5 separate regions of the Mus musculus genome follow, and regions 2, 3, 4 and 5 are each linked to region 1. A link is a loop called in an ENCODE intact Hi-C map of the cell type or tissue named here. Cell type or tissue: left cerebral cortex. All regions are shown on one strand. Links, peaks and the distances in the headings refer to the core of each region. The heading gives the core; the rest is flanking DNA.

Region 1 (5,969 bases), core at 498-5,497:
AATGTTTATTTATTTGTATATGTACATATTTGCATGAGTATACATTCATTATATGCTTGCATGTGCCTGCAGAAGTCAGGGGAAGGTATTGAACTTCTTGGAACTCGTGTTACAGAAGGTAATGAGCTGCTTGATGTGGGTGCTAAGAACAAACCCAAGTCCTCTGCAAGAGCAGCAAGTGCTCTTAACCATAAGGCATCTCTCCAGCCCCTAACCATGTAACTGGTGACTATACAGTTCTACCCAAAGAATTTAGTGTTTGCTCTGATCTCAGTTCTACTGCAATTGAAATTCACCTTGGAAACTGGAATTCAGATGAGGACATTTTACACAATTGCCATTCTATATATGTCCCAGTAGGGTGATGGAAGCCAAAAGATTCTCCCAGACCAAACTGGCATCCATCACAAAGACTAAGTGAACAAACCTCATGGTAATCTTCTCCCACAAAGCAAGTCACTAGCCTTCTGCACAGAAAGTCTTCCCTCATACTGCCTGGTGAGATTTCAGAAATGAGAACTCAACGAGATCCAGATGTCTCTATCTTTTCCTTCTTAGGTTCAAGTATTTATCATCATCTACTATGCCATTGGCTGCTACTGTGTGATGGTCTGCTATGGAAGGGGGTTGGAGATTGTTGGTATTTTTAGATTCTACATCTTTAGAACAGGAAGTTCTACATTTGGGAACAGCAGGCATAAGGCAGTCACATAAAATCTAGAGATCTGGGATTGCAAATGGGTATAGGGGTTGAAGGAATCTTTGGGGATCCTTAGAATTTTTCTGGGTACTAATCCATTCTTGCACTTTGAACTTCAGGTAGATAAACCTTTACATATTGCTGACCAACTCGTGTCTAGATCATAGTGCACTGTATCTCATTTGGGGATCCCACATCAGATATCCTGCTTACCAGATATTTACATTATGATTCATAACAGTAACAAAATTAGAGTTACAAAGTAGCAACATAATAATTTTATGATTGGAGGTCACTACAACATGTGGAACTGTATTAAAAAATTGCAGCATTAGGAAGGCTGAGAGCCACTGGAATAGAGAGATGGGGGTTATAAAAAATATAGAGGTAGCAAACAGAGTGAGAAGGGAAAGTATACACTGTTGTTGGCACTTTGGGGAAAAAGCAAATGTTCACATATATCAGGTACATCTGGTTTAATTATCAGTGTAATTGATATCACTGATACATACCTATAATGCCAGTGCTCAGGAGGCAGAGGGGAAGAATCATGAGTTCAAAGCCATCTTTTGGCACACTAGTAAATTCTAGGATACCCGGTGCTACATGCAACTCTGTCTCCCAAATGAATAGAACCCAAACAAAAGGCCTTTTTACATTATTTTCAGTGAAACTGAATTTTAAACTTGCATATTTAAACTTTATGATATAAGATTGTACTCTTCTAGCTAGTTTGCATCTCTTTACCATGCATCTTTCTTGATGCACTATGGGGCTATGGTTTTCCCAATAAACAATATCAGCATTTATATGATCAGCATATTATGATCTCATGCATATGATTATCCCATCACGTAGAATGTATATAAAACCCAGCTTTATTATTGATGGTGTCATTCAAATGTCTTTATCAATATGCATCAACGTACAGGTCAACTTCAAGCAAAACTTTTCTTTTTTTTCAGAACTACACTTCTGAACTGCCCATGTCTTGGCTTGCATTTCTCTTAGCAGGAATAGAATTGAAAAAGTGAAGTGAAGTGTGTGTGTGTGTGTGTGTGTGTGTGTGTGTGTGTAGGGGGAAAACAGGTGTCAATAAATATTACACCTCAGAAGAAGGGAAAGTGTACAACCTTTTTTTATAAATATATAGTCCAGGCTGGCATTCCATCCTTGTCAGTTTCCTAAGGTATGATGAGATTTTTAAGCCTGTGCCACTACATCTAGTCTACAGAAGTATTAAGATGGCATAAATCAAGAACAAACGAACTATTAGAATGGCTATTATTAAGAAAAAACAAAAACAAAAAATGCTGGCAAGAATTGGGAGAAAGAGATCTTTGTGCATTTTAGTGGAATGTAAATTAGTCCAGTTTCTATGAAAATAAACATGGATATTATTCAAAAAACTAGCATAAAACTACCATGTGATTTAGCATTACCTTCTCCAGAGATATACCTGAGGGGATCTAAGTCAGCATGCCACAGGAATATCCACACAACCATGTTTATTGCATCATTATTCATAGTAACCAATATATGCAACTGGCCTTGGTGCCCCTTAGGAGATTAATGGATAAAGGAAATCACATTATTTTAGCCACAAAAAAGAATGAAGTGATGTCATTTGCTGGAAAATGGATGCAACTGGAAATCACCATGTCAAGTAAAATAAGTCAGGGAAGACAATACAAATATTACTTGTTTTTTCTCTTATGCCGACTCTAAAACAATGGAAGGAGAATGACATGAATGAAGACAGGAACTACTCCAGTACAGGAAGTAGATCAGAGGTGGAGAGAGGCAGAGAAATGATCAAAGTATGCATGTACATGACTGAAAACAGCATAATGGGAATTAATTAGGGAAAGTGTTTTCTTTGGACAAGTTCTCCTTTAGTGTCTTTGCACATGTCTACGATGAGCTGAGCTGTGCCTTTGAAGGCATCCCTCTAACTAAGCTTAAGTAATGAAAGCTCACCATTCCCTGCAGACCATTTTGATGTGCCAAGCCTGTTCAGATCAATTTCTATACAAAATTCATAGCATCATAAAATACTTTAAATACACATATATGTGTTGTGGGTTATGTCACTCATCCATTTACTCTCCCACTCAGGACATTTATTGAAGTACTGTGAAGTTCCAGGCAGCCTTCCATGGCTTACAAGCAGCAGTGGACAAAGTGGAGCTTTCCTCTGCCACGAGAGTTATATATAACACATGTGGGGGGAGAGGAAGGGGGCGGGGGGGAGGAAGAGAGAGAATGCAATAATGTGGGATGTGGGAGCTGGAAGATTAAACATCATGATGAACTATATAATAGGAATATTGGAAAGAGACTCATCAACGTTCAGTTTTTAAATAGATGTGGCAAGTTTAGGCAAATGTATGGAGGACGACTGAGTCACCGTAGCAGATTTACTTATGTCTTCATACTACCCAATGCTCCTGCCAACCTGAGGAGCAGAGGTTGCGGTTGGATGCTGCATTTGTGTCTTTTCTCCATCATTTCTGTTTTGCAAACATTTCTCTTTGTCTTTCCTCTTCAGAAATGAGGCTTTCATCAGGAAGATCTTGCAGCCTATATAAAATTAAGTTTATTGTTTTTGATAATTTCTATTATCTTAAATGAAATTTATATGCATAAATACCTACACAAATTGCTGAGTAGAATTAGAAGACTGTATATCATATATATTTTCAGACTCTTGAAGTACATTTTGACGTGGATCTGTAGGAAGATTATACTTTCTCACTTAATGTCTTAGGATATGGGATACTGTGTGGATTTAAATGTTTTTGTCCTAAACCATACATCATTGCTCCTTTATCGTTCTTTCTTTCTCTCTTTCTCTGTCTTTCTTCTTTTAGCATGTCTTTGGTACTTTATTAAGTTATGCATTGCGTTTTAGTGGTAAGCTGACTTTTAAAATGTTTGTTGGATCTTCAGCATTTTCTTTTTATTATGAAATAGCTATGCATGAAACACATTTGTTGTGATTTTTTTCAAGTGATAATTTACATGCATGATTCTTGAGATTAAAAAATATTTTATGCATTCAACTTTGTTGACCTCTTTCCTGTGATTTCTTTTATTATTCTGCTTAGAAAATGTTTTAAATTTTCATTGATGTATTTAACTTACCTGTTTTTATTTTGACAAGATAGAGTCTTAATCTGAGCCTTTTCCAACAGCCCATTTTCTGAATGTCATGTCATTTGTTAATAAAAATAATTATTTTTCCATAGACATATGGTGCTTTACCATTTGTTTGAAATTTGAAATAATCTGCCCAAAAGAGTCTGCTTTAAATGTGGAGAGTGGTGGTTTCCAGTACTTTTTGTCCTAGTTGTTAAAGGATTACAACAATCCTTAGACTGTATTGCCAGAATGGGTGAGTCCAACCTGCGGAGGCATTTAGGACCCAGGGGAAAGCCAGGCTTGGTACGGAAGGACAGAGTCTCTGGCGCACACGCCTCCTACCCAAATCACAGCCCCATGCAGCCCGGGCTCTCATTCACAGCTTTCTAGAGAAATCTGAGCTCCAACTGCCAGGGTAGGGGATCTCACCCACCCAGTTCAGCCGCGAGGACACCTGCAGAAACACATTCTCAAAGCAAGCCTGGGAGGCGGTGTGAAGGTATTTGTTGCCTTTTTCTTCCTTCTGTGTTCGCAGAGCCTCCCCGCCCGTCCCCGCTCTAGCGGTGCCATGGCTGCGGCGTTTCAGCACTTCGGCGCGTGGACAGCTCCCATCTGCAATCCCACTGCACTCCATCCCTTCTGCACCCCACTCTTCACCGCCTCTGCGGTCCATCCTCTTGCCACGCCACACAGCCTGCGCTCCCCAGCCATCAGCACCCCATCTCCACCATCGCCGTCATCATCTCCACCAGCACCGGCGCGGTAACTACAGTCCACACAACTGTGTCTTGTCACTTAGACAAAGCCTGAGGTCGGCAAGGTAGAGAGGGGAGATCTCAAGTTCTCAGGCATAGAAGGGAAAGTTCAGGTGGAGAGACCCCCTGAAAACAAAGAGAGACGCCTGCTCGAGAGAAAGGTGAAGTGGAGGCAGCAGGAAGAGACCCCAGCAAAGGGACAGATGGGGACTTGCCAGACACCAGCAGTTAGCCAGCTGCCTTTCAGCAGATTAGAGACTGTTTAGTTCAGGAAATTAACATGGCCTGAGGCATAGTATGATTCCAGGAAGAAATGTTAGCTCAGTCCCGATATTCTGGTTTTCCAATGGAGAGTCACCAGGAAGCAGGGTGGGGGATGATGGGTGACTCACAGCACCCACATGGCTGTTTTTCTTCCTAAGCATTTACCATAGAAACTCTGAAATTAAGTTTTTATTGAACTGTTTTATAAAATGAGAACCCCAAAGGTTAATTTAACTCTGTGGCCAAAATAAAAAATAAAATGACGGTCGTAAGAACCTAACAAATAAGGCTAGGAGATTCTATTTGCTCTAACATCTCCTTTTCTTGTCTACTTAGTTCAATTACCCAATCTTAAATCTCTCCTAGAAGAAGAACAGATATACCCCTTGCCCAAATGGCCAAAGTGGTAATGATATTCAGAGCAGATGGCCTGGCTTTGTTCATTACTAGTCAAGGACTGGCTCAGATTTGGGAGGCGAGATTTTTGTGTGCTTTCTCAGTAATCAGGCGATAACACCATTTTCCTATAAATAGTAAAGGGTAATAGAGTGCAGAAATTGAAAAGGCATTTTATGTAACCGTGGTTTGCCTGGCTCTGCTTTGCAGTGCTATCATTTTCTATCAAAGCTGATGGGGAGTTGGAACATCTTTCAAATAGCCCATTAATTTGGACCTGATGGTCCAGTCCTGGGTCACAGCACCTATTTGATTTAACCAGGATCGTTTGCTTTATAAGAGCTAACAAAGTACAGCAAACAAGTGCTTTCACCTGTCATAAAGAAGTGTCTGGAAAGGGACTCTTTGAATTGATTTTACCGAACTGCAAAGTATTGTAGTTTCTTTTGCTGCTGTTTTTGTTTTGTATATTTTTTATTGTTTTTGTCAACATAAAATCAGGATCTTAATCTCAATGCGTGGTATCTAAGTAGAAATGTTGTTAGGTCATTGGTCACAAGAATATTTAAGCTAAAGCATAGAAAACCCCACTCAACAGTACCCTGGTGTATTTAATCTGTCTCTTGGAGAAGGGACACTGAAGCTAGTTTTGTTCTTGCTTCTCTTTAGAGGCACCACCCAAAAGAAAAGAGACTCACAAACAGATATGT
Region 2 (5,969 bases), core at 610-5,609, 180 kb after region 1:
GGCCTCTGGCTTCAGCTACACTATCGATACTGGATCCTCATGGGGACTCCTCTTGGATATCCTGCTGTTTCCCTGTGTCATGGAGGTCCTGCAGCTTTGGATCTTCTGAACCAGCCCCTTCACAGGCTCCAGCAGTTCATAGGTGGGGCACACAGTGGGGTGGGCCTACTCAAAGCCCTGAATCTGGGACTGAGTTAGCTGAGTTGGTCTGCCCACCAGCTCTCCCGAATCCAGGCCACAGGGCTAGCTCTCTGTGATTTGAGCTACGAATACACTTTGTTTTCCTCTTTCTTTATTTGTATTTCCCAGTCTGGTCACTTTCTTTCTCTACTTAACTGCATAGAGTCTCTGTTTCTTCAGCTACAAAATTTGTGTAATATTTTGCATGGCCTTGCCTGTTGCTGCTAAGGTCAAAGGACAGTGGGTGACAAGGTGAGCTGAAGAGCACTGTAGAAGAATGGTATGAGGTATAGTGATGCCTTCCCAGCATCACACACAAGGACTTCCAGAGAAACAGGGAAGGATCAGGCCTCCAGAAAGATGTTTTTAGTTCCTGGTCAGAAATCAGGTTTCTAGTGGCCATCTTTCTCTTCTTTAAATGCATTTATATATAAAGCCAATCTAGATTTTTTTTGTACCTTTCATATCTTGCACTCAGTATTTGGCAGGACATGGTTGGTATAGAACAGATAAAGTAAGACACACACACACAAAGGTATAGAACAGATACGGTAAGCCACACATACACACCTACAGGTATAGGATAAATAAGGCAACACAGAGAGAGAGAGAGAGAGAGAGAGAGAGAGAGAGAGAGAGAGAGAGAGAGAGAGAGAGAGAGAGAGGAGAGAGAGAGAGGGGGGAGAGAGAGAGAGTGAGAGAGAGAGAGAGAGAGAGAAAGAGAAGAGAAGAGAAGAGAAGAGAAGAGAAGAGAAGAGAAGAGAAGAGAAGAGAAGAGAAGAGAAGAGAAGAGTAGTGACAGCATCCTACCTGTTTCTCTCCTTCTCTCCCTGTCTGCAAAGGAGCCTTGTTCCCACAGGACCCTCAGTTTTGTTCAGCACCCTTTCCCAGCCAGAGCCTGCCCTCTGGCCTGGGTAGCAATTCTGTCTGTATTGGTCTTATCAGTGTTGATGCCTCCTCTGTCCCTTCTCATCGAAACTGTCACCTATGTACCTCCAGTCTCTCTCTCTCTTTCTTTTTAGTCTTCTCTGACTACCAGCCTCTGCCTTTATCTAAGAGTTCCTCCCCACCACCCATGGCATGCTCAGCCTCACCTCTCATGTAGTGTCAGGACTGCAGACCTCTGGTTCACAGTGATTTCTCAGTCCTCACATCTGCATTACACTGTCACATCCCCGAAGGCAGTCCTCCAGCCTCCTTGTCTCAACAAGCCATCACTGAATTGCTGTGTATTTATGGAGTTTACTACATTTCAAGTCACACTGCTATAGTTTGAACACTCTCCAAGGGCAGAGAATGCATGGCTCCCCACTATTAGGTGACCTCTCACATGATCTTAGCGTAGAAGGGGTTCTCGGGGTACCTTCATGAAGGGCAGGTGGGGGAGTAGAACAGAGATGGGAGAAAACAGCAAAGGAAGAGAACAGCAAAGGAAGGGACTGCATGAGAGTAAAGGCTGTTGTAGATACTCTACGAAGTGAGGAACAAAACACTGCTCAGAGTCTGCAGTGGAGTGGACCGTAACATAGCCTTTGTAATCAGTATTTGATTAGGATTTGAAATCATCTCTAAGATGTCATATGATTCCTCCTAGGTTCTGAAATTCCGTTAACAGCTTACATTTACAGCACCTATTTTGTTTTTAGAACAATCATTCATCTGTTCATTAAAATTTCTACTAAGTGCCAGCTCACAGAACAGGATAAAGGGCCATTAAGGGAATGGGACGTGGGTCCCAATCCTATGAGCTCAGAATAGCTGTGTGCCTGAGTAGCTATCAACCTGTGAGTTAGGTTTCCTCTGCCTGAGACGAACAGCAATTAGTTTCCTTATTACTAGGCTGTGTAGATTAAATGAAGGGTAAATATTAGAATTGGATGCTAAAGGCTGCCCTATAAGCAGCTTCAAGATGCTCCTGAACGTACAGAAATCTGTGGCCTGTGTAGAAGACAGAGTTGCTGGACAAGTCTTGCGGATGTACCAGGAGGTCGCATCAGGGCTCCCAACTCAGTCTCACAGAAAAATGTGCTTTGAAGAGGTTGGTCTTCCACTACCACGTAGGACTCCAAGGTTGTATATGTTGTATGTCCTCTGGCCTCCACATTCCCTATGTACATACACACACACACACACACACACACACACACACACACACAAGGAAAAAATCCATTTCATTTGTTTTTCCTCCACTTAAAGCCTTGATTCAATTTTCCATTGGCCCTGGACAAAGTCCAGCACACTTATTATTATGCCCCATTCGCTGTGTCTGAAGTCTCTGGAATACATACCCAGACATTCTTCTCCTTGTATACTGATCTGCAACTATTTAACTTAAAAGGGGAAAACCAGTAATTGACTGCATGTAAGACATTGCAGTTGTACAGGAAATCCTGTTTGTGTAGCGTTTAACATGATGAACCATGCCCATCACTGCCAGGACGTGGCCGTGGAACCAGCTTGGTCTTCCTAAGCACTGGGCATTTGATGCCATCTCCATCCTCGTTGTTGCCTGGGAAACTGTCCCAACTAAGCAATCTTTCTTGCTGTTTATTTACTTGTTTATATATTTATAAGCAGGGTCTCAGTTGATATGTAGCTGGGGCTGGGCTGAAATGTACTAAATAGTCCAGGCTAGCTCCAAAACCACAGTCTTCCTGCCTCAGCTGCTGAGTGCTGGAATTGTAGCTGTGCACCAGTATGCTAGGCTATACATTTATCAAGACCTCAGGGAGCAAAGTCTTTTGTTTTATTTTCTCCATTCCAAACAAAACGTTATCTCCTTTACCACATTTCAAATCCTTTGGCATTTCATTCTCCACTTTGTCCATCCAGCCATTCACCCTCCACCCGTTTTCCCACTCGTTCTTCAGGTCTATTCACTGGGCTTTCACTTAGCATCTGTTGCTGTCATGGCTGTGTGTCACCACCATGCCAGCCCTGAGTCTACCCGCCACACAGACAGTCGCCCACGCTGCAAGTTACATTCTGATGGATGGATGTGAGTATTCAGAGGCCTGATATTCACACTGAGCTAATAACACCAGACAAGTTCCATCAATGTACTCTCATTTGATTAAAAACCAGAGCTATGAAAGGGCTCTGTTACGCAGAGTACTAGCCATTCTTCTCCAAGCTGTCCCAGGGGTGGAATGAGTCACCAGCATTGATTGTCTCAGCTGTTGGCAGCCTCCACCATACCTCTGCCTCTTCAGAACATCACATCCCGGTCCTGCTGTGGTGACGTCACCGGGCTCACACCACTGATTCTGGAGGGAGGGAAAGGAGTGTGGACGGAGAGGCTGACTCCTGGCTCTCTGTGCTGGTCTAGTCCTACAGAAACCTGACTACTCAGAGGAGGCAGTGTGAACGCCTGCAGTCATTTTCTGCACTGTTATTTTAAGTTCTGATTTGATAGCTGATAAGAATGTCCACAAATATCTATGTGCTCAAAATCTACATGTCTTGTGCTTCTGTGGACCACCTCCCACATCTGAGCTCGCTTTCAAAGTGTGTTAGCAAAAGCACTATAAACGCTCAATGCTCACACCTCGGCGCTCACAAACCTACACCCCCACCCCCCGAATGTTGAATGACTGCAGAGATGAGGCTCTTTCAAACACAGAAATCCCTCTAGGCCTCACTTCTGCAGCATCTGCTATTCCCCATAATATAGGCATTATTTTTATCTCCAATTTACAAAGGAGAAGGCAGCGTTAACCTGAGGACATAAAGTTCGTGTTGGCATTCTAATCTAGCGGGGAGCCCCTTGGGGGGAACTTCTTCTGTACTTGAGGTTATTGGAGAAAAAAGCCATGAAGATTGCTTAGGATCCTTTAAAAATATGCAGTACGTGCATGTGTGTGTGTACACGTGTGTGTGTGTGTGTGTGTGTGTGTGTGTGTGTGTGTGTGTTGCATATGCACTTTTTTTGTATGGGTGAATGTTTACATGGTGTGCATATACATGTGTGCACATTTGTGTGTGGATCAGAGGATAACTTTAGACCTCATTTCTCAAGTGCTGTTTACCTTGATTGTTTTTTTTTTTTTTTTTTTTTTTTTTTGTTGTTGTTTAAACCGGTTTCTCCCACCGGCTTTGAGTAGACTACGCAGACTGGCAGGAAGTTCCCAAGGCTCTCCCCATCTCTCTTCTCCAACACTAGGATTGCAAGCATGTCTTTGTTTATTTATTTTTTTTAAATGTGAGTTCTGGGACTTCCAGTCTGGTCTTGATGTTTGTGCCTCAAGCACTTTACTGACTGAGCTATTTCCTCAGACCCAAATATATTTTCAGTTTATTCTTGGAGAATTTCAAACATGAATACAATGTGCTTTGGTCAAATCCACCTTCTACCTCCAGCAGAAATTTCTATTCCTGGAGGGAAGTGCTACAAGCCAAGGGGTCAGAGAGTTCTGAGTTCTTCCACAAAACTAACCCTCCTGTTAACTTGGAAAATTAAAATGACTTTTGTGGGGTTCTCCCCGATGAAATGCAGAGATTGATTCTCAAGAAACAAATGGTTAACACCTAACTCAAGGGAGAGCCTAGCCAAACCACCTCTGCAGTACCTTTTGGCCCTGGCATTGTGATTCCTGGTATGTACTCCATGTAAAGGACAGAGCAGTCAGGTCCTTATAGGGCTTCTCCATAGCTCAGATAGGCAATGGAGGACAACTAATAAGAACACAGACCAAGCAGAGAACAACAGGAAAGCATCCTCTGGGTATAAAGACTAGGTGAAACCTTGTAGGGATTGCCTTCTCCACCACTGAAATTACCCATCACCCTCTGCATGAGGTTAGATGGTATTCTGCATTAAAAAGAGGAGAAATACAGATGTTTATTTTAGCACGAGAACTTGGCTTCTCAGGAGTAGACAGAGCCACTAAACGGTCTTATCTACTGTGCTGAACTGAGCACAGCCTAAGCATGCTGACCAGAGGGAGACATTTTCATCAGTGAGCAATTGAATTGACTTTCAGAGGCAATCTTTATGTAGCTAACTTACTAAGGGCAAGATTCAAGAAGGATCCCAAAGAAATGGGATTTTCCCCCAGGAATCTCATCCTAGGAAGAGGGAAGGGTGCCCTGAGAGGGAGCATGTCTCCTGAAAAGAGATTTCAAACAATTCTAACAGTTGTCTGACAGGATGAGACTGAAATCCCAATAAGGATGGGTCAAGGGTACTTGAGAACACGCCTTGACCACTTGAGGGATTTGTGAATGCCTTTGTCTCTCTTCCCAGTGTGCTCACATTGAATAAATCTCATTCTAATCCTTTCTATTACAAAAACAAGAGTTTGCTATATACCTTTTCAGTGAATTTCAAATATTTCATGACATAGTGAGTCACTGACATCGAGTTTTAATATTAAATGTCTCTTGTGTGACTAGGTAAATAGAATTCTATCATGTCAAAAGTTAAGAAGCCATGTTCCCAATTAGGGGACATATAAACCTGGGGCAAGATGCTGCTTGCTTCCTTATTCTCAATATCTTGGAACAGGCCTGTTGTCACTTATCAGTCAACCAAGACACATTCTATTGGGTAAGACATTCCAGGTCATTGCTGTCAATGTATCTACTGAAAGAAATAACACAGGTCCCAATTGCATCTCAGGAGGGGAGAGTGAACAGTGTCCATCTGAATAAGAAGGGCAAATGAGACTATTGTGTGAGCAATAGATTTACCCTTCTGTCTTCCCTTCTTTCCATGTTCTCTTCTCAATCATCTGTCTTCCCTGCCTGGGCAATGGGGCATCTGCACAGGTCTACAACATTCTAGCTTG
Region 3 (5,969 bases), core at 621-5,620, 260 kb after region 1:
TAGTCTCTGGGCTGAAAACAGAACAGAAAACAAACAAACAAAGCCCTAAAACTAAAAGTAGGATCATGAACTGATTTTCACATATGTACTCAAAAATCATTGTGAAGCCTTGGTATTAGTTTCTGAAATGACCTTGGGAAAAGAGATAAACACAACAGGCCAAACTTTGGTTAGGGAAACACAGCTCATTAGTTTATAAGTAAGAGGCAAAAACAGAGGAGTGCCACACATTACTCTCAATGTATGAAGGCTCCTTTTAAAAGAAAACCAATCAGTTGTGTGATAGGGCAATATCTAAAGCTCTGTGCATCCTAGTATGCTCACCCAAGTGAGAATGCAGTCCTGGGTGAATAAACAACAACATAATATTGGTTTTCAAGGTGAAGAAAAACATTCCATGTTTCTGAGATGGGACGAGTGTACTCGAGGAAGACTTTTAGAAGGTAGGAGAGGGAAATGCAGTTAGATGCTGGTCAAAATGAGCTCGAAGCCTGCTGAGACCTGAGACCTCGCTTGTGCTTGGCTCCCAGGATGAACTTCACTGCGCTCTTTAGACTGAAATGGGGGATGAGAGAAGGATACTGGAAGGAAGGAAAAGAAAGAGTTGGAAAACAAGAGTGAATTTTACAAGGAGAAGAAAGAAGACAGTGTGGGAAGGAGGAGACATACACGTAGGAAGGATCTCTAGACCTCCATCTTGTGTCTCCAATGGTTTGTTCATTTTTACATTCACCTGATCCTAAATCACTATGACACATAATGTTTCTTTTAACCAAACCCTGCAGGACAGGAGCCACTGGGTATGTTAGCTGACACCCTGTCCCACAGGGACTACGTTATAGCCTAGTGCAGGTCTTTTCTATACAATACACATTTGCAATGCTGTAGTCTCAGTCCACCATGCATGTATTAATGATGTCATAAAAAGCCAAGGCCAAACTTCTGATCTCCCAAAAACAATCAAAGTTATGACAAAGGTAGAAAGACAATAGCTTCAAAATTCAATGACATTACAGTTAAGCACCAAGAGCAACAGAGTCAAGTGCCTCTTTGTGAGCAGGCTGAGGGGGAAGCTGCTACTGTTGACGATGTTTCCAACACAGAAGAGACCCTTCTGTGACACATCCTAGCTCACTGAAGTAGCATTTAATGTAAAGTCGGCAGCTTGGAAGCCACTGATCCAGAGGCTCAAGTCAAAGAACGAGGACCCTCGTCTGTCTTTGTTTTACAGAGGGGTTAGCTTTTTCCTGCTTCAAAGTGCATTCGACATATTGTTTGCTTTACGCCAAATAAACTCCCTTGTTGCCTAAAGGAACCAGTTTCTAGGCTTTGTGACTTAGAGCTTATCTATTAAAATGTCCACTATAAAGCAGAAATCCTTTGAAAGCCATCTCAGCCAGAATATGGGAATATCAATGGTATAATCTACTACTTTTGCCTGAGAGTCTCATACTGCAACACTTGAAAATAGTATATTATTTACATTTATTGACTTCATTCTTTTTCCTATCACAACAAAAACCCTTAAAAAGTTGTCAATACAGACTGATAAAAATGAAGCTCAAATAGAAATTAATTAAAATTTAAATCGTTCCAATCAAGATATAGGGGTGAATATGGTCAATATACTTAATAGTCTTTATGGGACCCATTGCTCTGTACAATAGAGGCATGCCACTAAAGAAAAACAAAGTAAGGAAAATTGGTCATGGTGGCAGTTGAAAGGCTGAAGGTGAAAGATTACCATGAGTTTGAAGCCAGCCTGTGCTAGATGTGACTTTCGGGCTCCAACAGGGAGTGAAGGGCAGAGAAAGTAACGGGAGAGTTAAATCCAGATTGTTAGCCATAATCACGTACATGCTGTTTCATTCAAGATAAAGAGGACAGAACACAGTGTATGTTACATGTCATTTTCAATCAGCACTTAAGAGTTGTCTACAGATAACTCAGTGCGGCTCAAAATACACCAGTGCTTACCTCTTCGTAAACCTTCTTGGCACTGTCGTTGTCTCCCAACAAGAGGTATCCTACGCCAAGGTCGTTTTTTAAGGTAGTATCACTAGGGAACAGTTGAACTAGTCTCTGGAGGGTAAGTAGAGAACCTCTCATGTGACCTAGTGTTGGAAAATAGGATTAAAAGTATTATGAATACAGACCACAAGAGAGGATTTAGCAGATCCTGAAGAACAACTTACATCTGACATCCTCTATGAACAGATCAGTAAGTCCTGAGTAGCATAGCTATAATGCTATCTGTAATTGTTCTATGTAGATACTAAATACGAGATCAATCATAAATTGTAAAGACATAGTATTTTCTGAGTCAATTCACATTTACATTTTTTTTATCTTATGTTCTTGAGAATATAAATGTATGTTACCAATTCAGGTGAAACAATTTTGTTTTATTAGCTTTGAAATTTTAGATGGAGTATAGATAATAGAAAGCCTGAGTTTGGGTCGAGCTGTCAGTATGGGCACCGAGGGCCATGGCACCAGCTTCATTGTGCATGCCTTCTCTAACAGAGGAGGCAGAGACCGAGCAGAGGAGACATTTTCCAGTACTATGGGAGCCTCTGGTGGACAACAGGCTATGGTGCACTACATGGCTCAGGAAAGCCCAGCTGCTGTTCACTTGGAGGCTTAGACAGAAAGAGTCTGGGCCCACTGTCACTGCTCATTGTCACAATTGCAAATTGGAAACACAAACTGCAAATGGGGGCGGGGCTGTGCTAAGAAGACTAGCATTTGCAATAAATAAATAAATAAATAAATAAATAAATAAATAAATAAGAGAAAAACCTACCGTGCAGGGATTAATGCCTACAAAGGGGACTATGAGGAGGCAGGTGCAGTTCAGCCAGGGAACACAGCTACTGCTTAGCTAACATAAGCAAATCTGGCCCGTTCACTCCAGGGTCTGTGTCGCATTGCTGGGTAATGCTATTCCAGTCAGGACTCCGAGTGGTTTTCCCAGGCAGTGCTTCCCTCTCTGGTGCAGACAGCAATGGTGCCAATGGTGCAGGTACCTCCTGCAGACACCTGCTGCTGTTCCTCCACACCTTGTCTGGATCCCCTGTTATACTGTGAGGAAACTCCATAACTCTGCAATTTCAGGATCCCTGTCCAGTTGCCTCAGAGCCTTCTCACGTTACCCTGTCTCATTCTCACCTCAGCGGAAGAGACTATACTGAAAACTAAAGGATTTCTGTGGAAGGTGAGACATCTTCACAAGATCAAGAGACCTTGATCTCGGGCTGGGAGGCAAGAGAATCTTTTGGTATAAAAATTAAGAGGGAACCAAAGACAATCCGTTTAACTCTAAGTTGAATAATTATTTTAACAAATTCTCAAAAAAAAAAAACCCTCCCAAAATTAATGTAAAAATCCACAGTGACTTTGTATGCGTTTATATGCATGTGTGGGTGTGTGAACAGAGACTAGAAGACAACACTGAGTGTCTTCCTCAGGAGCTGTGAGCTTATATGCTTGCCTGAGAAAAGCTCAATGACTGGAAGGCAGGCCAGCCTTGTGAGCATGAAGACATGTGATACCCAGAAACCAAGCATAAAGGCCACATATGCTGGCGCAGGCATGTAATCCCAGTGCTTGCGAGGCAGCGACTCGGAGCTTTGGGACTAGAAAGTCAGCCGGTGTAGGCTATGTGAAGTGCTCCAGGCCAGTGAAGATCCTGTCTTTAAAAATAAGGAGAAATGGCATCTAGGTTTTCCTCTGGCCTAGACATTCATAGATGTTTGCTTCTGTACACGTATGAGTGCACTTGTGTGTGAACAGACAGACACACCCATACACAACCGAACACATACACACACATGAGGGTGCACACAATTACTGAGGCTAAGATTGGTTAAATAAAGAGAAGTTGTGTTTAAGTCAGACAAGGCAAAAGGCAGGCTTCTTCTCAGGCACCTTGACTTTGAGAAGGCACCATGTGGCTGCCACTGAAGGCAGGCATGTTCCCCCATCACCAAGCTCAGCTTCTCACCTAGAAACTGCTGCCGTTCCGACCTTCGCTTCAAGCTCAGCTTCACCAGGTCTGTAGGGGCATCAGGCAGGTCGGCTGCCTCCTGGTAGGTCTCGATGGCCCTGCGCAGAACCTCATTGCTTCTCTGCTTCTCTGCCAAGTCATCTTCACACTAGAGGTGGCCCCCAGATGGATCAATATGCCATTACCTCAATGCCTGTCATTTCCCCCAGAGATCCAATGACAGTGATCTTTTAGACATGCTTTTTAAAAAGACAATTGACCTTTTCTTTATCAAATGATACAAACAAAAGAAAGCAGGACAACTGTTGTTTCAATAACAGGAAGAAAAGTCTGCTGCTAAGTTACAGACGAGGAAGAGGACTATACAATCACAACAATAGGGCTGATGGGGACAGACATAATAACATTTGGGAACATTAGACATACAGGACTCTGATCTATGGTCTGTTCTTCAATTTGTGTGTCCAGCGACTCATTCACTTCACCCATTAATTAATTCATTTAACAGCTCTTTTCAGAGGGCAAGACCATTCTACCTATGTGTCACCCTAGTTCAATAGCTCAGGGTGAGATCTTTTCTCATTTGACAAATACAAACAAAAGTGTTGTGCATAGAAACAGCAGGTTGATGCATGGCGGGTGCAGAATGGGGAAATTAGCAGTCTAGTCAAGACAATTGGGGAACTTTAGAAGAGGGGCCAGGGCATGTTTAGTATAAGACAGAAAGAGAGAAGATGACTTCAGGGTGTGGTGTGAGTGCCTAGCTGACTGAGCTGTCCTCCCCTGGGAATGCAAAGGAAGAACAGAGACAGGTCTGGTAAAGCAGGGGATCAGGACTTCAGTCTTTGGTATGCTAAACCAAATGCCAAGGGGAGGTAAACACTCAGAACGTGCACTTCTGGGGGTGGAGTTGGGGGAAAGTTGGTTGCTAAGGACACACACATAGGATCTGTCAAGAATGGAAGTGGTATTTAAAGTTGGCAAGCTAGAAGAGTCATGAGTGTAGACTCAGGAGAGTTCCAAGAACTAAATCTTAAAATTATCCAATGTTTCAAGCTCATTAGAGGTTAGGAAGACATATTTTTTCCCACAGGAAAATGGGATATGGAATGAGTTACATGGGAAGAAAACAACAACACAGCAATGCCCCAGAGGCAAGTCTAGATACAAAGGCTGTAAGAGGAAGAGAAGTATGCTCTGAGTGGCCACCAAGTCAGACAAGAGGAGGATGGAGAAGAGAAGGTAATGGCCTTGTGGAGCCTCGATGGCCCTGCCATCACTGTTTCCATGGGATTGTTGAACAAACTGGAGCACTGTCAAGAGAACATGGGAAGGATGTGGAGGGGCTAGCTTTAACAGGAGCCAGAGCACGTGTGAGCAGGTCGAGGGGTATGAGAGCCCAGCATCATAAGGATGAGATAGCACATCAGGTTTCTCAGTGGATGCAAAATACCCACCAGAAAAGGGGATATCCAAAGACAAAAGAGAGCATGCAAACACAAGATGTGGTCCAGTAGGTGAGAAGACAGGGGGATAGAACAGTTCACACCTGCCAATGGACGACTGCAAGGTATCATGGCAACTGTGTGAGAGGGCAGAGTCTCTGGATGCTTTTATTTTCCTAACAAAATACCCCCAAATTCATAACTTGAAACTAAGAATTGGGAAGGAAAGACCAGAGACAGAAAAGTAGGGGGGATGTGTAAGATGGTCCACAGTAGCTCATCAGAGTTTATAGACTTTCATTTAAAGAAAACTAGTAGCATTTCCATGCTGAACATATTCTATGAAATTTTAATCAGGATATGTAAACGTAATCTCAATTTAACATAAACTGTATGCTGGGCTAATGTATAAAATCTGAGGACTTTGGTAAGAAAAAAATCCTCATAGCTCTTCCCTTAAGTGACAAATACTTTGTAAAAGCCAACACCTGTTGATAAAGTCATTTGTGAGAAAC
Region 4 (5,969 bases), core at 648-5,647, 190 kb after region 1:
GGCCTTGGGTATAGAAGGCAAAGAGGCCAGGCTACCTGGGTCCCTGACCCTGAGCAGGAAATTTCACTTCCATGTGATATTTTCTCTCCAAGCTCCATTATCTGTGGTATTTTCCTATCACATAAAATGTTTCTATGGCTTTGCTCAGTGTAATTTAAAAAGAAATGTTGCTCTTAGAAATAACAACTTTGTACTATTAGCACAGAGAAAGGGGGAGACACTGAGTCTAAATGAGGATACACAGGTAGACCCAAGGGCAAGTGTTGGCACAGTTCATGCATCCTAGCATGACTTCCAATTTATGTTAGGAAAACAAAGTTCTTTTCTTTCACACGTGATTTTTTTCTTTCTAAAAAAAGAAATGTCTGAATTTACCAGGAAAATTACTATTTAACAGACGTAAAGAATTTATACTTCTTGTCATTAAAGTCAACGAAAACATGGGGGTAGATGGTGACAGAACAGTTTAGCTACTTAGAAAAATATAACTGCATAGAAAAATTACAAACTAAAGTGATTCATTCACAGTTTCTCTATATAGTATATCCTCCATGTGCATTGATGTAGACACTATTCTATGTAGAAAAATATCTTTGGCCAGCCATGTAGACAACACAACCAAGTTTTCTGCCCCTTAAATGCAGGCACTAGTTCTGTGCTGTCATGGGTGACATGAAGCAAGAGGCCTCCTAAATGAATCGCAGGAAGGCAAATGTTCCCTCCAGTGAGTTCTAATCCAGAAGGAACCTTAGAGGTCTCCAGCTGCATGGCACGGGGATGAAGAGTCATGGTACTTGGACTTCTATCTCCACACCCAAAAGGAACCAGAAAGGCAGCCTCCCTGGAGAGCAACCAAGTCTGCGTCAGTGCCTTTCAAATTGCGGGAAGGCTGCGTCTCTGCTGAGGGGTCAGCTCGGGGTGCCACACATCCACGATGAATATCAGCCGGAAAGACGAGGCATCCTGCCAAACCTCGTGCTCAAAAGAGTCATCAAAGATGAGCACCTTGCCTTCTTCCCACGTCCTGGAAGAGAAAGACGTGCATTTGTCAGAACTGCTTTGGAGTTGCCAGGCTCGAGGACCAGTTTCTGTCCATGGACAGGAGGCCCCTTTTGTGACCTCCTTTGGGATATGACTGTAACACCAAGCCTTAAAATAGTCTTCCATTAATAATTAAGAACTTCAGGCTTCTTTCTTATTAGGGACAGCAATTTTCTCATTCTGCACTAAAGATATGCAAAGGACATGAACTTGTGATGAGGACATACTGACAGTATTCATGCTCTCCATTTAGTCTGCCTCCAGCCTTAAAACGGCTGTTTAGTCAAGAAAGTATCTAGAACTCCTAAGGCTGCGACCCGGCCCTTTAATACCTCGTGTTGTGGTGACCCCCAACCCTAAAATTATTTAATTGCTACTTTATAACTGTAATTTCACTCCTGTTAGGAATCATAATGCATTTATGATATGCAGGATATCTGATAGGTGTCCCCCATGAAGAGGTTGTTGGATCCCCAAAAGGGTTGCCGATGACAGGGTTGAGAACCGCTGACATAGATGTGTGCCCTGGTAGCTCATGCATGGGACAAGTTCCAAGGCAACAGCGCCACAGCTGTCCCATTTGTCATTTCAGAGACTGGTTTAGGCTTCTGGGTGGTGAGAGCCAAAGCTTCCTCCCCCAGATCCCACACAAAAGGCAGACGCATAGATAGCACGAGCACCTATAATTCTAGTGTTCCTATGGGGAGATGGGAAGCTGGAAGACAGACAAAAGAATCTCTGGAAGCTTGTTGGCTGCCCGGCCTGGTGTACGCAGTGCTGAAGAGCAAGTAAGACCCTGCCTCAAACAAGGCAGAGGGTGGGGAGCCACACACGGGTGGCTGTCTCTGAGTTTCGCATATCTGCAGTGGTATACGCAATGTGCCTACATTTACCCTCACACAAATGTGGGTACACATGCACATGCACGATCCTACTGCCCCATCTGCATGCCATCCCCACACAAAACAAAACGGCAGGCAGGCGAGTTCCAGCATCACTACAGCTTCTTCCTGTTTCCAGGCCGAGTGTGCTGCTGTGTGCTGCTGTGTGCTGCTGTGTGCTGCTGTGTGCTGCTGTGTGCTGCTGTGTGCTGCTGTGTGCTGCTGTGTGCTGCTGTGTGCTGCTGTGTGCTGCTGTGTGCTGTTGTGTGCTGCTGTGTGCTGCTGTGTGCTGCTGTGTGCTGCTGTGTGCTGCTGTGTGCTGCTGTGTGCTGCTTCCTCCAGTCCAGTGTATCCTCATTCACCTAGACATTTGAGTTGTTCCCACATTTTGTTCCTTGTGACTTTGCTGCTCTGAGTGGGGGCATTGTCTCTTTTCGGGCACTTGCTGTCTTTTCCTTTTATCTATCCTGTAGTTTGTTCCTTACAGCCACTGACATTGTTCAATTTCTCTGATAACTCTAAGATCAAGAAAATGACTCTCTCTCTGTTTAAGGTATTTAAAAAGAGGGGAGTTAGTTGGTTCCCCCCTTTTCTTTATTTTTGGTTTGTTCTTTTCTTAGTTTCCTTTTCATGTTTGATTTTGCATGGTAATAAATGCCTATTCTGTCATTTGGTGCCCACTCTAAGTTTCTGTCCTTTGTAAACCTTTGACAACAAAGGGGGCACTCTATTCCCTATATTCAGAGGAACTGTATAACACCACTAAGCAACACATTTGCTGAATGCAAGATAGAGGCATGCAGTAGAGGGAAGGGGCCAGTAGGTGGTTAATAGAGAAGAGAGATTGACCTTTTAAAAAATATTAGTTAGTTTTATCAGTTTATTAATTTAGAAATGTTATGGTTAGATCTCTCCAGTATGCTAGTTATTCTTCTCTGGAGTGACTTTGCCTCCCCTAAATCCACCCTACATTTGTTTTTTGTTTGTTTGTTTGTTTTATTTTAATTAGGTATTTTCTTCATTTACATTTCCAATGCTATCCCAAAAGTCCCCCATACCCTCCCCCACCCACTCCCCTACCCACCCACTCCCCTACCCACCCACTCCCACTTCTTGGCCCTGGCGTTCCCCTGTATTGAGGCATATAAAGTTTGCAAGACCAATGGGCCTCTCTTTCCACTGATGGCCAACTAGGCCATCTTCTGATACATATGCAGCTAGAGACATGAGCTCTGGGGGGTACTGGTTAGTTCATATTGTTGTTCCACCTATAGGGTTGCAGACCCCTTTAGGTCCTTGGGTACTTTCTCTAGCTCCTCCACTGGGGGCCCTGTGATCCAACCAATAGCTGACTGTGAGCATCCACTTCTGTGTTTGCTAGGCCCCGGCATAGTCTCAAGATGGAAAGATCTCCCATGCTCATGGATGGGCAGGATCAATATAGTAAAAATGCTATCTTGCCAAAAGCAATCTACAGATTCAATGCAATCCCCATCAAAATTCCAACTCAATTCTTCAACAAATTAGAAAGAGAAATCTGCAAATTCATCTGGAATAACAAAAAACCTAAGATAGCAAAAACTCTTCTCAAAGATAAAAGGAATCACCATGCCTGACCTAAAGCTGTACTACAGAGCAATTGTGATAAAAACTGCATGGCACTGATATAGCGATAGACAAGTAGACAAATGGAATGGAATTGAAGATCCAAAAATGAACCCACACACCTATGGTCACTTGATCTTTGACAAGGGAGCTAAAACCATCCAGTGGAAAAAGACAGCATTTGCAACAAATGGTGCTGGCACAACTGGTGGTTATCATGTAGAAGAATGTAAATTGATCCATTCCTATCTCCTTGTACTAAGGTCAAATCTAAGTGGATCAAGGAACTCCACATAAAACCAGAGACACTGAAACTTATAGAGGAGAAAGTGGGGAAAAGCCTCAAAGATATGGGCACAGGGGAAAAATTCCTGAATAGAACAGCAATGGCTTGTGCTGTAAGATCGAGAATCGACAAATGGGACCTCATAAAATTGCAAAGCTTCTGTAAGGCAAAAGACACTGTCAATAAGACAAAAAGACCACCAACAGATTGGGAAAGGATTTTTACCAATCCTAAATCAGATAGGAGACTAACACCCCTACATTTGGAAACTCCTAAAAATATTTCTCATTGTTACAGAGGTGTGGAGCATAGCACTGCCCTCTAGTGGCTAGAGGCCAGGGACCCAGCTGAAGATAAAGCACAAAGACCATGTGAGCCAGATGGCCACAGTGCCAGGGCCTGCAGTGTGTAGTATGTAAAATGGCATCAATCATGTTCTCAAGAAACAAGTCCTGGTGATAATATGGTAACCAGCTAGCATCGCTCCTGCTATACTGTAAGTCTTTGCTAAGGTACAATATAAAATTTTAAAACTTTGTGGAATTTTAATATTAAAAAAAAAAAGTCCCAGTAAAAGTTTCTTTTAAAAGTTAACAGCATTTAGCACATTAGTATCACTTAAGATGTATCTTCTCGCTAATATCTCTGTATACAGACAGGAGCACTAACTCTGCCCACAACCTTTGGTGGGTTAAAAAAAGCACTACACAGCCACCACCTGCAGGTTTCTCTCCTAGTGCTTCATTTAGACTACCATTCTAGAGCTTGGTTCTCAAACAGCTCTCTCCTAAGGTTCTGCTGGAGGCCCTGTAGGGTCCTTTGCAGTACTGATTTAAGATATTCCATGTATAACCCACTTACATAGCAGATGAAGCTAAGAATATAAACAAGATTAATTTCCAATCTGTCTGCTTTCCTAAGATAGAATACAACTTAGGAAACACCTAGTCTGGTTTTCTGGTCACTGGATGTAAGACTCATTTTTTCCACAAAACGGATCTTCAACAAATCGACTGAGCTGGAAGTGAAATTATTTAGATGCTGCGTCAGGTGTCCTCCTAAAAGATGTGACCACAAGGACTTTTATCCAGGGAGCCATCTCCCCAGCCCAACAAGTCTCTAAAGGGCATTATGCTAAGTGAATCAAGGTAGTCACTAAAGACCAGACTCTCTGTGGTTCTGCTTGTGTAAGGTCCTGGAGTAGTCAAGATCAGAGACTAAAGAGAAGTGGAAGCTGTCAGGCTTAGATGGGGAAGCAGTATAGACTTAGTACTCACCCATCCAGACTGGACTATTCTGGACCTAGGTGGTGGCAATGGCTGTAACAGTGTGAGTGAATGCTAACCAACTATGTGTTTTAAAATGGTTAACATATTTTACTTTATGATATGTATTTAACCATGATTAAATAAAGAAGGAAAAAGAGGAAAGTCAACAGGGACACAGGAGAGAAAAGAGTATAAAAAAGTATCAGGACACAGCAGGACACTAAGTCCTTTAAAGGGAGCCGAACATAGCATTTCATTCTGGCATTTGACACTTGTGTGATCTGGGGCAAGTTACTGATAATTCTTTATTAAGGATGAGTTATGCCCTGATAAATCCATCATGAATCAAAAGCCCCAGGCATTGCTGATGTATACAATACACTATCCAGTCTGAATATGCCAGCCAGCCTATGGGATACATGTTCTGAATGTTGACATTAGCCTATAGTTGGGCAAGATCATCTAATGCAAAGCATACTGAACACTAATGTGTGGAATTGCTAACATTACTTATCAGAAACCAATATCCAACAAATTCTAGTGACGTAGCACCCAGTAGCAACTTGGCTGGTGGTTCAAGTGATGGAGTGGCTGACAGAAGCTGTGCTGCTAAGTTCTGGCATCACTAGAAGGTGTTAACACATACTGCTGACCCAAGAAGAAAGTAACAATTACAAGTTCAGTTTCTAGTAAACGGGCTTCATTCTTCACAACCATAAGGTTGAACTACTGCAGGTAGAGCTATTATCATAGTAAGCATTGGGGTACGTCTGAACTTAGCACATTTATACTTGATTCCACCTGCAGACTTGATAAGAAGATATGGTAGACATTCAACTTCATAGTGAAAATTATGAAACAGACATGGGAAGAAAACAAGAAGTATGG
Region 5 (5,969 bases), core at 712-5,711, 75 kb before region 1:
AGATTTATTTGTTTCTTCATTAAGAGCTTTTACCTGTTTGATTATATTTTCCTGTATTTCTTTAGGAATTTATTTATATCCTCTTTAAAGGCCTCTATCATCTTCATAAGATGAGATTTAAAGTCATAGTCTTGTTCTTCAGGTGTGTTAGGTATCTAGGGCTTGCTATAGTAGGAAAGCTGGGCACTGATAGTGCCATGCGTACTGCACTTGCTTCTGTTGATTGTGTTCTTGTGCATATGTACCTTTAGCCATCTGGTTGTCTCTGGTATTGGCTGGCCTGGTGTTGGGCAATGGGCTATACACAGACAGTCTGGTCTCCAGTCAAGCTGAGGTGTGGAACCCTGGGACACGGTGGTGATAATTCACCTACATGGGATGGTAGGAGTTCCCTCATGTCTCCTGGAACTCTGGCTCCTGTCAAAGTTACCCACCGCCTCCTCAGCTCCCACAGGAGAAGTGTGGCTAGCAGTCACATAGACAATGTCTCAAATTTCTGACCTTCAGGCTGGACTCCTCCCAGTTACCTAGCAACAACAAGATAACAAGCCCACTATAAGAGGGGCTGCTTGGCCCCTCTTAGCTCTCTTACTCCCCTTACACTTACTCTCCTCTCTCCTCTCCTCTCCTTCTCCCTGTCCCTGTCCCTGTCCCTGTCCCTGTCCCTGTCCCTGTCCCTCTCCTTCTCTCTCTCCAGCCTTTCCTCTTTCTCTCTTTTTACCCCTTCCCTCATCTTGGCCGTGGCTGGTCTCTCTCTCTCCACTTTCTCCTTTGTCCCTGCCTTTCTACAATAAAGCTCTAAAGCCATAGACTGTCTCTGTTCATCAAGGCTAGCTGTGCTTACTCTCACCTGCGTGGGAACCTCTCTCCCTCAGCCCTCTCTCCCATAACCCCGGGGCTACAGGGTGTCGCCCTGTGGCCCCAAGTCGGGGGCTGCCCCTTGTCCACCCCCTGTCGAGTGGGGTGAGTGGCTTAGATGCCCATCTGGGCCGAGTGGAAAGCGTCTGGCAGCCCTTCCTCATCTGCCTGCCCAGAGCATAGGAGGAACTCTGGCTCGATATGGGCTATCCTCCCTCCCTGCTCTTTCCTCTCACCCCCTTTAGTTCTCACAGCCTGGTAGTTTCTGGGGATAGCAAGCCTCTGGGACTGGTCGTTCTGGGTGGCAGCAGGCCTCCCAAAAGGCAGGCAGAGTTGTGGGCTGGGGTGTGGAGTGCAGATCCTTAATTTCAGGTAGAGGTGTGGCCCAGATGACAGAGCTGGTTGACCTGGGTGGGGGCAGCACTTTTGGGAGCTAGGAAGAGTTGTGTTCTGGGATAAGGTGCCAATCTGAAATTGTGGTAGAGGTGTGGGCCAGAAGGAAAACGGAGCTCCTAACATTCATGGCTGCTGGGCTTGCTTTGGTCACAGCAGCTGGGGGTTGGGTGTGGATTTCTCACATGGGTGTCCCAGGTAGGAGCAGGCCTCCTGGGAGGCAGGCAGAGCTGTGGGTTGGGAAATGTGGGGTGATGATCCATGATTGCAATTAGAGGTGCACCAGAAGAAAGATGGATCTCCAACAGTATTTGTCTTTTTAATATATCGTTTGGCAGATAATCTCACCAAGAAATATACAGACTATATTTTAAGTAGAAGAAAGTAGGTCTAGTTAGAAGCAAAGGAAAACTTATTAAATGTTAAACATTTGGGCTAATTTAAATGTTTAGTCAACAGTTGACTGTTGAGAGGCTATAAAGAATATACAAAGGTAACATGTATAGAAGCAGAAGTGGAAAGCAGGGAATAAAACCAGTTTATTTTCAGTTATGTGTTAGAGTGGAAGAGAACAAAGGTATCAATTAATATTAAAATTGGGAAAAGATATGTTGGAAAAGATATGTATGGATGTTTGTGATGCAAAGATAAATACTGAAAAATATATGTGTTCATTTCAAATGAGGAGGGGACTAACTAAGCAGGGGTGCTAATTCCAAGGAAAGAAAAGGAGGAAGAAAAAAATGACAAATGTGGCCAGTGGAAAGAGAAGAATGCAATGGGGAGGGTTCACCACTGCTTCTCCCACCATTATGGACTCTCCCTCTGGAACTATAGGGCACAAAAGAGTCTTTCCCCCATAAGTCACTTTTTGTCATTGGTTTTTATCAGAGCAACTGAAAGCGACTAGTAGGTAGATGATTAAGAATTGTAGTGGAAGACTTTGACGGACATGTCTAAGAAACTAGAGAAAGCAAAAAATAGAATTAGTACAATTACAGAAGATTTAAGGAAATCCAACAATTGATATTTACTATTAACATTTTTTACTGGTGTGTGTGTGTGCGTGTGCATGTGTGTGTATATGAACTCACCTTTGCGTGTGTGTGTAGATCATAAATTGATGCTGGGTTTCTTTATCTATTGCTCTCTACCGTCTCCCCACCCATTTTAATAATTAATTGAATGTTTTCTGTGTCAGTTCCACACACGTACGTAAAACACACTGACCGCTCTCACCCCTGCCCTCTTATATCCCATATTACCTCGGTTTCTCCCCTTTCGTCCCTACAAATCTCCTTCTCATACCCATGTCTATTCAGTTTGTTTGTGGTCTACAGAGTTTAACCAGGGATGCCTGTGTGGTCATGGGTTTGGGGTTATCTGTTAGAGCCTGGTGGGGGTAGCAATAAGTGTACAACTAAAGATAATTTCTCCTTCCCCCCAAAATATAACAATAATCAAGAGTTCAGCAGTAGGAGATAGGGTTTCATGAATTTTTTCCCCACCCTCAGGGAGTAATCAGGGTAGTATTATTTTTTGAGACAGTGTTAATAGCGCTATTTATTATTATTTATTATTATTATTGTTGTTATTTTTGAGACAGCAAACAAATTGAGCAGGTTTACACAGTTTACTTTTCCACCGAGGGCACAATAGGTAGGTATTCAGGAAGGAAACTGCAGCTCATATGATCACATTATGCTAGGGATGTCTGGCTAGGTCTTCAAGTCTGTGTATACAAGTTGCTTACACTGTTAAGAACGTAACACATGGAGACTTTCTCACTACACCTATCCAATTTGACTCTTTTTGTAATAAGCTTTTACATGTAGGAAGAGTATAACGAGATCCCCTAAACCTTCCACTGATGGCACTGACTATATTGTTGCCTTATTAAAAAGAAAAGACTCAAGTCCATCTAACAAAATGAATGAGAGGCACCACACAGCTGCCTTCATATGATGCTGCTCTCGCCATGGAAGGGATGCTCGTTTCATTAAGTTTTCATGAGGTCAAGCAGTCCTGCTAACTGATCACCCACAGAGCTTAGTATTTTCTTTGTTTCTTTCAAGAGCTTCTTGCTGCTAAAAATGACAGAAATGCCAGCCAGTGGAAGCCAAACAGGAACCGCCCACGAGTGTTGAATTCAGAAACTACAGTGAGGACATACCCGTGTTTTTGAATCTGATCTCCAAGACAAATCAGCGAATTTTCAAAGAAATTCATTGTTCACAGAAGAAAGCTTGGGGAGGGTAGAATTATTTAGCTCCTAGAGACAAATGGACAATCTACCAGATTCAGAATTTATACACAACAAGCAAATTAGACAAGGCATCCTTTCCCAAACTCAGTCATTAACTCCTATGGGCTTTTACAAAATATGGCAACAGTAAACGTTTCTGCATGCAGAGTGACGGATACAGAGGGTCTTCAACAGTGCCCACCTGGGCTGCATCAGGAGGCTCCACTGTCACTTTATCTTCTCACAGGCAACATGGGCACTTTGCTCTGTGCGTGCAGTCACACCACACAGTGCTGGAACCCCGGTATGAGGATTGGAGACGACTGTGTGTTATGAGTTGTGTTTTGACTGCATGTGCAAAGTGTTTGCCCTTACAAAAACGTCTTAGTTTAACTGTAGAAAATAAAGGTGGTCAGTATTTTTCTCCCATCCCTCTGCGTGGTAGGCAGCGAAGCAGTACGTGCTTGATAGTTATTGTGCTTGAGTGTTTTTCAAATTTGCTGTTTGAGTTTTGAATAAGTTTAAGAAAAATCAAAGATAATTTTGAGTTGCGATTAGGACAAAGTTTCTGGATATAATTCTACCATTTTATGCTAAAAGCAGCTGTTCTCATTGTTGGTGATAATAAAGTCACCAGAATAGTGACTGACTCCAAAAATTTTTTGAAAGTAAGTTATGTCCTGCAGTATTTAAAATGTTCTGCCAAGACGGAATCCTCCTGCAAAGTAAACAAGTATGCCCACCTCATCAGGAGGCAAATTTGCTTTCATTTTAATAAATGGCAAAATTTCATGTATATCAAAGAACACTTTAAGATAAATTTTACTATGTTTTATCAGTAAATGTTTGACTTGTGTGTTTATGTTATGTACCTGTCGTGCCAGATATTGTATACAGATTTCTGAATGAGAAACTGAATTCCAAAAGGGAGGACCTGACTTCTCCAAGTATGATGGAGGAGAAGGTTTATTATAGAGATCAGTGAGCACATAGCCAGAGGCATCTAGAAGGGTCTGGAGTGAACATGACCCTGAGCCAGGTCATAAATTGAGAGTGGTGAGGAGAGAGGGGAGAATGGTGTGTTGGCCAGAGGTGCACAAGGGCCAAATGGACCAGTGCAACTAAAATGGCCGAGTTACACAGAGAAACACAGATGGGCAGAGGGCAGCTCAGTCCATGGGCTGGAGAGTTCAGGGTAGAGGGCAGGGTATGGCAATAAGGAGGATCCTGTAACAGGTAGGGACTGAAGGATGCTAGGAGAACCTGGCCTAGCTGCCAAGTTCACTTTGCTATGTTAACACACACCTCAGCCATTTGTCCTGGGTTTGAAACAATACTTTCTTTTTCTTTTTTTAAAAAATTATTTATTAATATATATGAGTACATTGTAGCTATCTTCAAACACACCAGAAGAGAGCATCAAATACCATTACAGATGGTTGTGAGCCACAATGTGGTTGCTGGGATTTGAACTCAGGACCTCTGGAAGAGCAGTCAGTGCTCTTAACCGCTGAGCCATCTCTCCAGCCCTGAAACTTAGTACTTTCTTAGGTGAATAATGTCTTCAAGCTTATCCACGTTGTAGCATGTGTCAGGCTGTCCATCCATCCTTTCGGAAGCTATATGATACTCCATTGTCTGTACCTGCTCTTCACTGAACATGCAGGCTGTTCCCATGTACACTCCATAGGTATAGGTTTGCTGTGAACGAGACAAATGTTTGTCTCCCTGATGTTGGGGAGATAGCAGGAAGTGGAGCCACTGGACCTTACGGTAATTCTGGGTTTACTTTTTGTTGATTTCTATAGAGATTACATGATTTTATATTTTCACCAGAAAGGAGCAGGCATTCTGACCTCCCTACATTCTTAGCAATATTTTCTCTTTAAAGCAAAACCAAAATAAAACATCAACAATAACAATAAAAACCCTTATTCTTGAGTGTGAAGAGGGTTCTCTTTGTTGTTGTTGTTTTTTCAAGACAGGGTTTCTCTGTGTAGCCCTGGCTGTCCTGGAACTCACTCTGTAGACCAGGCTGGCCTCGAACTCAGAAATACACCTGCCTCTGCCTCCCAAGTGCTGGGATTAAAAGCCTGCGCCACCACGCCTGGCTGAAGAGTGTTTTAATACTAAAATCTCTGAGTTTTTAAAACCAATTTTTTTGATGGTCTCTACTTGTCTTGATTCTGCTTATTTTCTTCAGCTGTAGTTTTATATTTTTGGTCTCTCTGTTTAATTAACCTCATTTCTCCCACCTGTCTGTAACCATGGCATGCATGCAGTGAGTCTAGCTGGCAAACAGTTCATGCACAAAGTACTCATTAAAGCAGACGATTGATGAATATATAGGCAAGCTAGTTTAATAACTTAACATGCCAGAATTTTATAATTAAATTGCATTGTAGTTTGAAATTTTTATTATCATTTATTGTTTGCCAGATCTGGGGTTTGATCACATCTCTAGGGTACCGTT

The links. Hi-C counts contacts between places; a loop is a spot of excess contacts. Peaks named below come from ENCODE experiments on the same cell type or tissue, not always from the same donor. Only the 100,000 strongest peaks of a DNase experiment are listed, where the experiment ranks them.
Region 2: it touches region 1 in a loop (5-fold over the local background); 3 of 42 quality-filtered maps call a loop at or near these places.
Region 3: it touches region 1 in a loop (3-fold over the local background); 6 of 42 quality-filtered maps call a loop at or near these places.
Region 4: a loop joins it to region 1, with 2.7 times the contacts of the local background. A loop is called at or near these places in 4 of 42 quality-filtered maps.
Region 5: a loop joins it to region 1, with 2.1 times the contacts of the local background. A loop is called at or near these places in 2 of 42 quality-filtered maps.

Annotation. Positions count from the first base shown.
Region 1 is chr4:9,265,129-9,271,097 of GRCm38, forward strand. It overlaps Clvs1 (clavesin 1), which reads left to right and starts at 4,189. Exons shown (of 6, transcript NM_028940.2): 1 at 4,189-4,343. In left cerebral cortex, for the core only: no CTCF peak of the experiment used is centred there; DNase peaks (open chromatin) are centred at 2,891, 4,250, 4,914 and 5,345; H3K4me3 peaks cover 1,598 bases; H3K27ac peaks cover 1,596 bases.
Region 2 is chr4:9,441,253-9,447,221 of GRCm38, forward strand. The region is part of intron 5 of Clvs1 (clavesin 1); the gene reads left to right. Among named protein-coding and RNA genes, the nearest start is that of Gm11816, 160 kb to the left of the region's middle. In left cerebral cortex, for the core only: no CTCF peak of the experiment used is centred there; a DNase peak (open chromatin) is centred at 3,450; H3K27ac peaks cover 746 bases.
Region 3 is chr4:9,527,909-9,533,877 of GRCm38, forward strand. Asph (aspartate-beta-hydroxylase) reads right to left here. Exons shown (of 24, transcript NM_023066.3): 16 at 4,007-4,157; 17 at 1,978-2,114. Among named protein-coding and RNA genes, the nearest start is that of Asph, 140 kb to the right of the region's middle. In left cerebral cortex, for the core only: a CTCF peak has its summit at 2,580; a DNase peak (open chromatin) is centred at 2,576.
Region 4 is chr4:9,452,422-9,458,390 of GRCm38, forward strand. Asph (aspartate-beta-hydroxylase) reads right to left here. Exons shown (of 24, transcript NM_023066.3): 24 at 1-1,024. The coding sequence ends at 874. Among named protein-coding and RNA genes, the nearest start is that of Gm11816, 170 kb to the left of the region's middle. In left cerebral cortex, for the core only: CTCF peaks have their summits at 2,703 and 4,139 (motif pointing left); DNase peaks (open chromatin) are centred at 939, 1,702, 4,144 and 4,620.
Region 5 is chr4:9,189,948-9,195,916 of GRCm38, forward strand. It overlaps a transcript of Clvs1 not described here. Among named protein-coding and RNA genes, the nearest start is that of Gm23423, 17 kb to the right of the region's middle. In left cerebral cortex, for the core only: no CTCF peak of the experiment used is centred there; a DNase peak (open chromatin) is centred at 3,382.